2 separate regions of the Homo sapiens genome follow, and region 2 is linked to region 1. The links are chromatin loops, found by intact Hi-C in ENCODE. Cell type or tissue: Caco-2. All regions are shown on one strand. Links, peaks and the distances in the headings refer to the core of each region. The heading gives the core; the rest is flanking DNA.

Region 1 (4,553 bases), core at 155-4,154:
GGGCTCAGGAGGCCCAGGCCTGGCTGAGTGGAGAGCTGAATGCCTGGGGAAGAGGAAGAGGAAGTGATTCCAGACCTCATGCCTACCCTTGGATTTTCTCAGGACCGCCTCCCCCTTCAGAGCACACCAGTGCAACTTGCAACTGCCAGCAGTAGCATTTATTTGCCTGAGCCCTTGTTTTGCCTCTGGAGCCCATTTTGGCTATCCACATGGCAGGCCAGAAGTTCAGGAGCATCCTGGGAGAAGGAGCAGACCCCTGGGAGAAGCCTTCAACCAGTGACTAACAGGAGGTGGAGTACAGATACCACAGCTCTGTCACCCCTTGGCTTGGATAGCTGATGTGTACACCTTACACTGGCTTCCCAGCAGGCTTCAGCTTGTCACCCACAGTGGTAGCTGGCTTGACAAAACTCTATTGGTTGCTTTCCCTTTCTTGTCACACTTCTCCACTTCCCTATTGGTGTTTGCCTTCATCTCCCAAATGAACCCTCTCACTAGAGTATTTGTCACAGGAGATGCTTTTGGGGAAAGCTAAGAACTAAAACACCTCACCTCTTTCAGAAAGAAAGTTTCAGGCTTCTGGTGTAAATGCCCTCACACTTACAAGGTGGGCATGATGAGCAGGGAATCAAAGTGAAGACATTAGTTAGGTGGCCCAGATTACAAATATGCCGGCTAGCAAGCACCTTCTGTGGTACTTGGAAGAGAGTGCTTGGAAGGGCACTGGCTACCTTTGATTTCTTTCTCTGAGCTTGACGCTGACTATTCCTCTTCTATCCATACACTCTTTGTTGACACTGGGCACAGTCAATTGACTAGGATTCTGTTTTCTAAATGACCATCATATTCCGGCCTTGCCTCTCAAGATGATGCCAGGTCATCTTGATGGAGCAGCAAGTCTACCTAAGCTTTTTTCTTTTTGAGACGGAGTCTCGCTCTGTCGCCCAGGCTGGAGTGCAGTGGCGCGATCTCGGCTCACTGCAAGCTCCGCCTCCCGGGTTCACGCCATTCTCCTGCCTCAGCCTCCTGAGTAGCTGGGACTACAGGCGCTTGCCACCACGCCCAGCTAATTTTTTGTATTTTTAGTAGAGATGGGGTTTCACCGTGTTAGCCAGGATGGTCTCGGTCTCCTACCTCGTGGATCCGCCCGCCTCGACCTCCCAAAGTGCTGGGATTGCAGGCGTGAGCCACCGCGCCCGGCCCCCAAGCTTTCAGTGTTTACAGGCAGTCTCTTGGTTTATTTCCTGGAGCTAAAGATGTATTATTTCATCGGCCTAGCACCTTGTCCCTTCTAGGATCTGTCACATAATCCCCTATTTCAGCCATTTAATCCTGTGAGACCTGCCAGGTCCTTCAGTATAATTGAGGGTTATCTGCTAGCCATCCTTTCCTCCAGACACAGTTGCTTGAAGAGTACATGTGAAGTGGAAAACTGGAGACAAGAGTAATACCTAGGTTTGAGTCATTGTTTGGGTCCCAGCCCAAGGACATTGCTCCCCAGGGCACGTTGACACAATGTAAAGAATCTACATGGTGTTTCCTGTTGGGGGTCAGGGGTGGTTACCAGTAGTCAACCAGATATTGCATGTCTTGCACCAGAGGGCAATGCAGTGAGAGATGTATACAGGGGTCTCTGAAAACCTCACATTTAGGAAAAGAAAGCCTTTTAACCAAGGCCAAAAATGTTAAATGGCTTGCCCAAGATTTCACAGCTAGGAAGTGACAAAGCTGGGATTAAACCCTAATTACAGAGCCCATGGTCTTTACTACAGGCTTGTGGGTGGCAGAGGACCCAGTGACTGGGAGAGTTTTCACAGTGGAAGTGAAAACGGGTGAGCAGGATAGCAAGGTTTCCTGAAGAAGTAGATGGGGAAGGAAAAACAGCATGGGTCATAATATCCCTTAAAGATATAGCTTCAAGGACTTCCATGGCAGAAAAATTCAAGTTACCCAAGAGGTGAGCACACAGCTAAACTTCTCTTTTCCTTCGCTTCTTTGATGGTATCCGAACTGCTTTGAAGAGTTTCCTTGAAAAACAAAGCTCCCCAGATTGCATTCCTGGGGGCTGTCAAAGAAACTGTAATCCTTTAATAAGCCCTCCAGCACCTCTGGTATCTGGATACTCCGGGGACTTGGAGAATCCTTAACGTCTCTATTTTTTGGTTTGCCTTTTTCCTGGGACCGCCGGGACGCAGCGATCCATTTCGATATTGAAACTGTGCCAAGGCTAAGGCTTAGGTGGAAACAAATGGAATATATCCTTGTCACTGACCCGGCTTTGCCAGCATGCCCCCTCATCATCCCAAGTGCCCCTGTGGGCTTCCTCCCACCTGCCTGCCCTGCTTCCTTTACAAGAGGCTAAGCCGACACCACGCGAGTGTGTACGCGCTGGGGACTGAGCCCCCGAAGCGAAGCCCTGTCGGAGGAGTTTCAGGCGGGAGTGGGAACGGCTGGGCGTGGGGTCAGCAACGGCGCCACCCGGTAGGGTGGGGGGAGCCAGGCTTGTCAGAGCCAGAGCGCGTCACCGTCGCCGCGAGAGACGCCGCGCTGCCCAATAGGCAGAGGCGCTCCCTAGCAGCCTGGTGGGAGCAGAGATATAAAAGTGCTCCAACAAACCCGGAGCTGGCGTGCCGACCGCGGGCTGGTGGCGGGCGGCGCGGTGCTCCGCGCGTCCGGGCTCCCTGGCTCCTCGGGACGGCCTTGTATGCTGTGCGCCCCGCACCCCGGCTGCGCGCTCCGATCCCAGCGGGAGGGGACGCCCGGCCCGCAGGCTCCCAGGGGAGGGGTGGCTCCTGCAAAATGGTCCCTCACCTCTTGCTGCTCTGTCTCCTCCCCTTGGTGCGAGCCACCGAGCCCCACGAGGGCCGGGCCGACGAGCAGAGCGCGGAGGCGGCCCTGGCCGTGCCCAATGCCTCGCACTTCTTCTCTTGGAACAACTACACCTTCTCCGACTGGCAGAACTTTGTGGGCAGGAGGCGCTACGGCGCTGAGTCCCAGAACCCCACGGTGAAAGCCCTGCTCATTGTGGCTTACTCCTTCATCATTGTCTTCTCACTCTTTGGCAACGTCCTGGTCTGTCATGTCATCTTCAAGAACCAGCGAATGCACTCGGCCACCAGCCTCTTCATCGTCAACCTGGCAGTTGCCGACATAATGATCACGCTGCTCAACACCCCCTTCACTTTGGTAAGGGGCCCGCTGCCTGCCGCCCCACCTTCTGTCTTCGTCTCCCTTTCCTCTCTCAGTTCTCTGGCCTCCCTCTGCCGTTCTGCGTCTCCCTGTGGGTCCCCACTTCTCTCTCCACATCTCTCTTCCTCCTCATTTCTCCTCTCCTCTGCCTCTGTCTTCCTGTCCTAGTCTCTTTTCTCCCTCCTCTGTCATCTCGGTTCTTGTATCTCTCCTGTTTTTCTTAGTCTTTCTTTCAGTCTCTGTCTCTCTCTCTGAAGTCTTTCTGTCTCTCTTCTCTATCTCTCAGTGTCCTCATCTTTTTTTTTTTTTTTGTCTTTCAGCCTCCCTATTCATCTGTCTCTGTCTCCTCACCTGTTATCTCTTTTTCTTCTTGTCAGTCTCTCTGTGATTTTATTTTTCTATTCTCTCTCCTCTCCTCTCCTCTCCCCACCTCTCCTCTCTTCCTCTCTCCCCTGCCTCACTCTCTGATTTCTCCCCACTTTTTTCTGTCTCATCGCCTTATCAGCCAGAGCTTCTGCGGCGGTGGCATTGGGTCAATGGTTTGAGTGTCTGCAGCCAGCTGGAAATGAATGACCATTTCCTGTTTAATCTCACTGGGTCTGGGCTTGCTTGATAATTGAGCAGTAAATCAATGCCCCTGAAATGTCAGCAGAGATGATCAGGTCCCCCTCCCTCTGAATTGCAGCCTGTTCAGTGCCCAGCCGTACCCATGGGATACTGCTTTGTGCTACAACTGAAATATCAAACAATTGCTAATTGTTAATGGAACATTAAGTGCATTTTCCCAGACCACTTATTTAAAGTGCATTTCCCTTCTGTGGGTTGATAATGAGGCTGTGTTTGAGGTCTGTGTTGAGGAAGAAATGAGGGGAGGTGGGCTTGGGCCCCAGAAATCGGGCAGGCTGGGGGCATTTGCACATTGGCAGCTGATGGGATTCTTCCCCAAGCCCTGGCTACTTAGCGCTGGTGGTGTCCCGCTGTGACCGGGGAGTGTGGCTCTCATGGATGATTTGGGACTGTAAGGGCGATGACTGAGCAACCATAGTGACAGTTATACTGCATGTTTCTCTAGTGTGTTATATTTTTTCATTTTATGGAATAACTTTGTCATTTGAGTGATTACTAAAGCAATATCTATTAATCCCTCTCTGTCTGTCTCCTTGCCATCTCTCATACACAACCAGATATAACAGACAAGCAAAAAACACAGGATGAACCCCCACAAGTCCATCACCTGTGTGAACATCCTTCCAAATCTTATATTGAAAAAGTACCCTCACATTCTCTTTCTCATCCTCACTTATTAGAATATTACTCACATTTTGCAGATGAGAAAACTAGGGCACAGAGAGGTTCAATCCCTT
Region 2 (4,553 bases), core at 248-4,247, 220 kb after region 1:
TTACTATATTTGTGATATGCCAGGAATGGCACTAAAATTTCACATGGCTCTGATTACCCACAATAGTAAGCTGTACTAACCATTGTACAAAGGAGTCCTCCTCTTGAGAGAGGTGAGCAGGAGAACCCATGTTTAGTAGCACATGGTTGCTGATCTTTTTTTCCCAAGCCCAGGCAAACAATCCTCAATCAGAAAGCAAGTGATTTGTGCTTTAGAAATTCCAGAATCTGTGGGCCCTTAATCAAGGACTCTCTTTCTTTAGTCACTGCCAGCTGGATTTTAGCAAGCAGCATGAAGCCTATGGAATTTTATGTTTCCAGCAGACAGCAATGAGCCTCAAGACATTTTGGAATGCATCTCCCATTACATCTTCCATGAAATGACTCTCCCTAAAGGGAAGGCAAGAAATATTAAGACATTTTTCATTACTTACTCAGTTTTATTTAGGTGGACACAACAGTGAAGAACTCAAACATGGTTTGACCTTTATCTACAGACACAGCAGCCTGGATTTTCAGCCTTTCATTCCTTTTAAATGAAAGTCAGCAGGCTCAAAATGCAGAGCTTGGCTAAGTCACTTCTGTGGAAATATGAAATATAGTAGTGATAACCACCAAGGGCTTTCAAATTCTTGTGTTCTTCTAAGGATCCTTTCCTAACACCATGATTTGTTCTCATCTTTGTGGAAATGAAACCAAGATGGTCTTAATTTGTAAAGTCCTTTTTCCTCTGTTGGCAGTCTTCTTACAAAGGATGCAGCAAAAAGAACACATTTTTCTTTCAAAGTTTTGAAGAAATATAGTCATTAAAAAGAATTTAAATTATGCCTAAAGCACCACTTTACAGAATACCATTAAATTGTAATTACGTGCTTTTAAAAAGCCAACTTGTTAAAGAGGAGCTGATGGTTTCAGTTTTTGTAGGGAACACTTGTAACACTGCAGAATTCTACAAGGGCTTTCTCCTCTGGTGGGCAGGGAAAAAACCACTCAAGTCATGAGAAACTTTTATAGCTTTCAGGAACTTGAAGAACAACTGCTGATTAAATTTCATGCTTTAGTGACGAAGTATTTTTACAGCTAAAAAAGGAACCCAGAAACATAATACATTTCATTTAAAGCAGGCAGAAAAACCAACCACAAATTAATATCTATTGTATTCCACATGGCACTATATAATCGTTGTCAATCGTTTTAAATGGTTTCACTTTATTTGTGAAAAATAAAGCCAAAATGCCAACAACTTCCAAGAAGGAACCATTTCATCATCTCCATCCCCTCAGATAAAACCTCAATTACTGGTAATTGTACATTTCCATCAATATCCCTTTTAAAGAGGTTTATTCTGAGGAATTACTGAGACCAGGAGCTTTAAAAGCTTCAATTTCCCTAATCACTGAGAGGCAATCTTGAACTTCTATTGAACTTGGAAAGCGGTCAAGACTCACTCCATAATAAGAAGTTAAGGACTGTCACTACTTAAGGTGGAAACCTATTCATTTGCAGAAATAGTCCTCTTTCTACCAAGAGGCTAATGAGCCTCCCCTCCCCTTCCCCTCTCTAAAATAAAATCAGTTTGCCTTCTAAAATCAAATAACAGTTGCCAACAAATTAGGATTTATCCTAAGAGTTTGTCCATTCATTTCAACAAACATTTGAAGAATGCCTCATCTGGGCCAGTCTCTGTTTTAAGCACTTGCGATATAGCAGTGCATAAAAATTCTCACCCTTACAAACCTTTGATTGACCCAGGACTGACAGTAAGCAAAACAAACCAAACACGAGCACATTTTAAAAAGGTGTCTAAAAACCTGCCTGATAGCTGAGCTAATTCTCATAGGCACAAACTGCCCTGACCTGAGCTCACTCTTGGACAAGCAGTTCCCACAAATGAAACTAAACATGCAAACCAGACCCACTGTACAGGTGGAAGTTTCCAGCTTTCTCACAGTACAAGTTTAAGGTAGGACGCAGCATTTTATAGTGTTACGTCCTTCCTCCCCACATTCCTGTGAGGCGGAACAAGAACAATTACTTGACCCTGGAGGAAGACGACGCCTTGTGGTCAGGGAGAGAACAGCAGTTCATGCTGGCTGCCTCGTCTTTCCAGGCCTGCTGCTGCCCAGGCTTCTACTGACCTTGTTAGGTCTGATTCTAGAAAATGAAGGCAGGTACTCAAAAGGTACAGTTCACCCAGAAGAATGTAAATGTGACTGAGCTAAGCAAACGTACAGCTGAGTCTTAGTGTTGGGGGAAGTAGCTTTCATGAAGGCAAAGGGAGCCCCATTCTCGGCCGTATGGCTTGCTCTTCAGCCGTTGGAGTGCAGCTTTTTCAGAGGCGTGGACTAAAATGACCTCCTAAGGTGCACTGAAAATGTTGGCTGTAGATCTGAGGAGAGGGTCCATAGCTATAAAAATATTTGCAAGGGGATTGTAACCCCTCGAAGTTTAAGAACCTCTATGTTGGAAGTCTCTGCCTATCCCTTTGTAAAAGTGAAGATGTGTTGGAACGCTGCTTTCACAGTACTCTATGTCCCTCCCAGTTGCAACAATGTTGTTTCCAGCCTGGTTCAGCAGCTTGCTGGTGGTTTACTAGGCAGACATGAGCCAGAAACAAAATCAGCAACCCTGGAGTGGTCATTTAGGATCAGTTTTGTCTCCTTTTACAAAGCAATGAGTGCTTTATAAAAGCATTTCTCCTCAGGAAACTGGCTCCTCAAAAGTCGTTCTCCAAGCCAGCAGCTCACAGTAGATGGATGAGTTTACCTGTCCTAATAATACTTTTTATTATAATACTTTTATTACTGATACTTTATTATAATACTTTTATTACTGATACTGATACCTAGTAATACTTTTATTAGATGAAATGTATCCCCAGGCCTCCACATCAGCCTTCTGGGGCCCTGACAGTTGTTTACCAGTAGCTCCACAACCTCCACAGGCTTGTTCTCTCATCCCTGTGAGGGAAGGTTCAAAAGGCAACTGGATTCCTTACTATTCAAAATCACTGTGACTATTTCACACAAACTTCAACCTAGAGGATTTGCAGCTAAAGAACCTTAAGGTGGTCATCTGCCTCTGGGAAAAATGATTACTATATTCTCAAAACCAGCAGTTACAGGAACTATAGGAGAGAAAACAAAAACAATGTGCCCTCTCCCAAGAACACAGAGCATTTGCTAGGAGTTTTCTGGCATAGCCTTTACTGTGGCTACGCTTTCTCCTCTTAGGCACCAGCCCATGTTTCTGCTGCCTTTTACTGGACTCTGAAGTCCTCAAGGATGGGACCTGCCTATGCATATCTGCACATCCAACTTGGTACTGGTGCCTGGGACATCACAGACCCTACTGGAGTTCAGAGAGTGGGAATGGCTTGGAGACTTCCTGGTGTCCTAAAATATCAATTTTTACCGTTTCAAAATAGAAATTAAGGATAGTCTACAGAAGATGAAGCTTTTTGTAAAAAAAAAATCATATCCTAGAAAATGTATCTCGTAAATCTTTTTAAATTTTCAAAAGAAACCAGTGTAGAAACTTGTGATGGAACATCTCAGATACGGCAATATAATAATTTTGCAAATTCCATTATTTAGGTTACTGCCATTTCTAAGTCACAGAATAATTCAACAGTAATAAATATCATGTAACAGAATAATTTAACGCACTGATTGCTACTTTGATATTTATCATCAGCTTTCCATTTCAGAAAACATCACAGAAGTACAAATAAAATCTGCTTTTCTGAATATTCCAAAAGGCAGACAGCAGCTTATATAATTTCCGTTCTTCAGAAAACAGTAATTAGATTATGTAAACAACTGTCCGTAAGAGCTAAAAGTAAACTTGGAGGTTCCTGAGGATTACTGAACTTATGCAACATGCTAACTTTCTAAGACTAAAACTGGGAAGTTCCACAGATGTTAAAGATTTTTGTGTGTGTGTGTAAAATGTGAACATAGGATCTATTTACATAGTTGGAATTGGGAACAGTTTTTAACATGTTCTGAATCAGCTTTAAATGTTTATGAAATAAGCTTACATTTGTCTTATCCAACCATTTATAATCTTTATTCTATAATTCTCCACCAGTGCTAGAATTTTCTTCCCAAATGGCCTCAATTCGGACACTGAATAAACGATAATGAATTTTTTAAAGCTGTGCTTAAATATAAACAAAATAAACCGCTAAGTTTTTCTGGCTCCAAGCACGCCATATGAAGCATGCCAATGTCACTTATGTGCCCTGATCACATTCAGGCAAAGTGTTCTTCACTTTAAATACTCCTGTGTTCCATTATTGTTTAAGTAAAATCCTATTTCAAATGCCTTTGATAACAGAGAAACCGCCTGTAGACAAACTCTTTGAAAGTGACTGAATTAATGTCTTCTGTGATGTCAGATTTCCCCACTGGGCTCTTTTGGAAGCATTCTTCCTGAATTGAAGTCACTGTGAATATCCTTTAGATTTCATCTTGTTAACTCAGTTTTCAGTCAGAGCAGCACTTGGGCCTGCTGCCCTTCAAGGCACAGTGCAACAAATAGTGGTTACGG

What was found. Peaks named below come from ENCODE experiments on the same cell type or tissue, not always from the same donor. Only the 100,000 strongest peaks of a DNase experiment are listed, where the experiment ranks them.
Region 2: it touches region 1 in a loop (3-fold over the local background); 39 of 110 quality-filtered maps call a loop at or near these places.

What each region holds. Positions count from the first base shown.
Region 1 is chr11:94,399,494-94,404,046 of GRCh38, reverse strand. GPR83 (G protein-coupled receptor 83) reads left to right here and starts at 2,628. Exons shown (of 4, transcript NM_016540.4): 1 at 2,628-3,186. The coding sequence starts at 2,800. In Caco-2, for the core only: no CTCF peak of the experiment used is centred there; a DNase peak (open chromatin) is centred at 2,506; H3K4me3 peaks cover 1,315 bases; H3K27me3 peaks cover 597 bases.
Region 2 is chr11:94,181,462-94,186,014 of GRCh38, reverse strand. It overlaps PANX1 (pannexin 1), which reads right to left. Exons shown (of 5, transcript NM_015368.4): 5 at 4,047-4,553. Among named protein-coding and RNA genes, the nearest start is that of PANX1, 55 kb to the right of the region's middle. In Caco-2, for the core only: a CTCF peak has its summit at 2,037; a DNase peak (open chromatin) is centred at 2,034.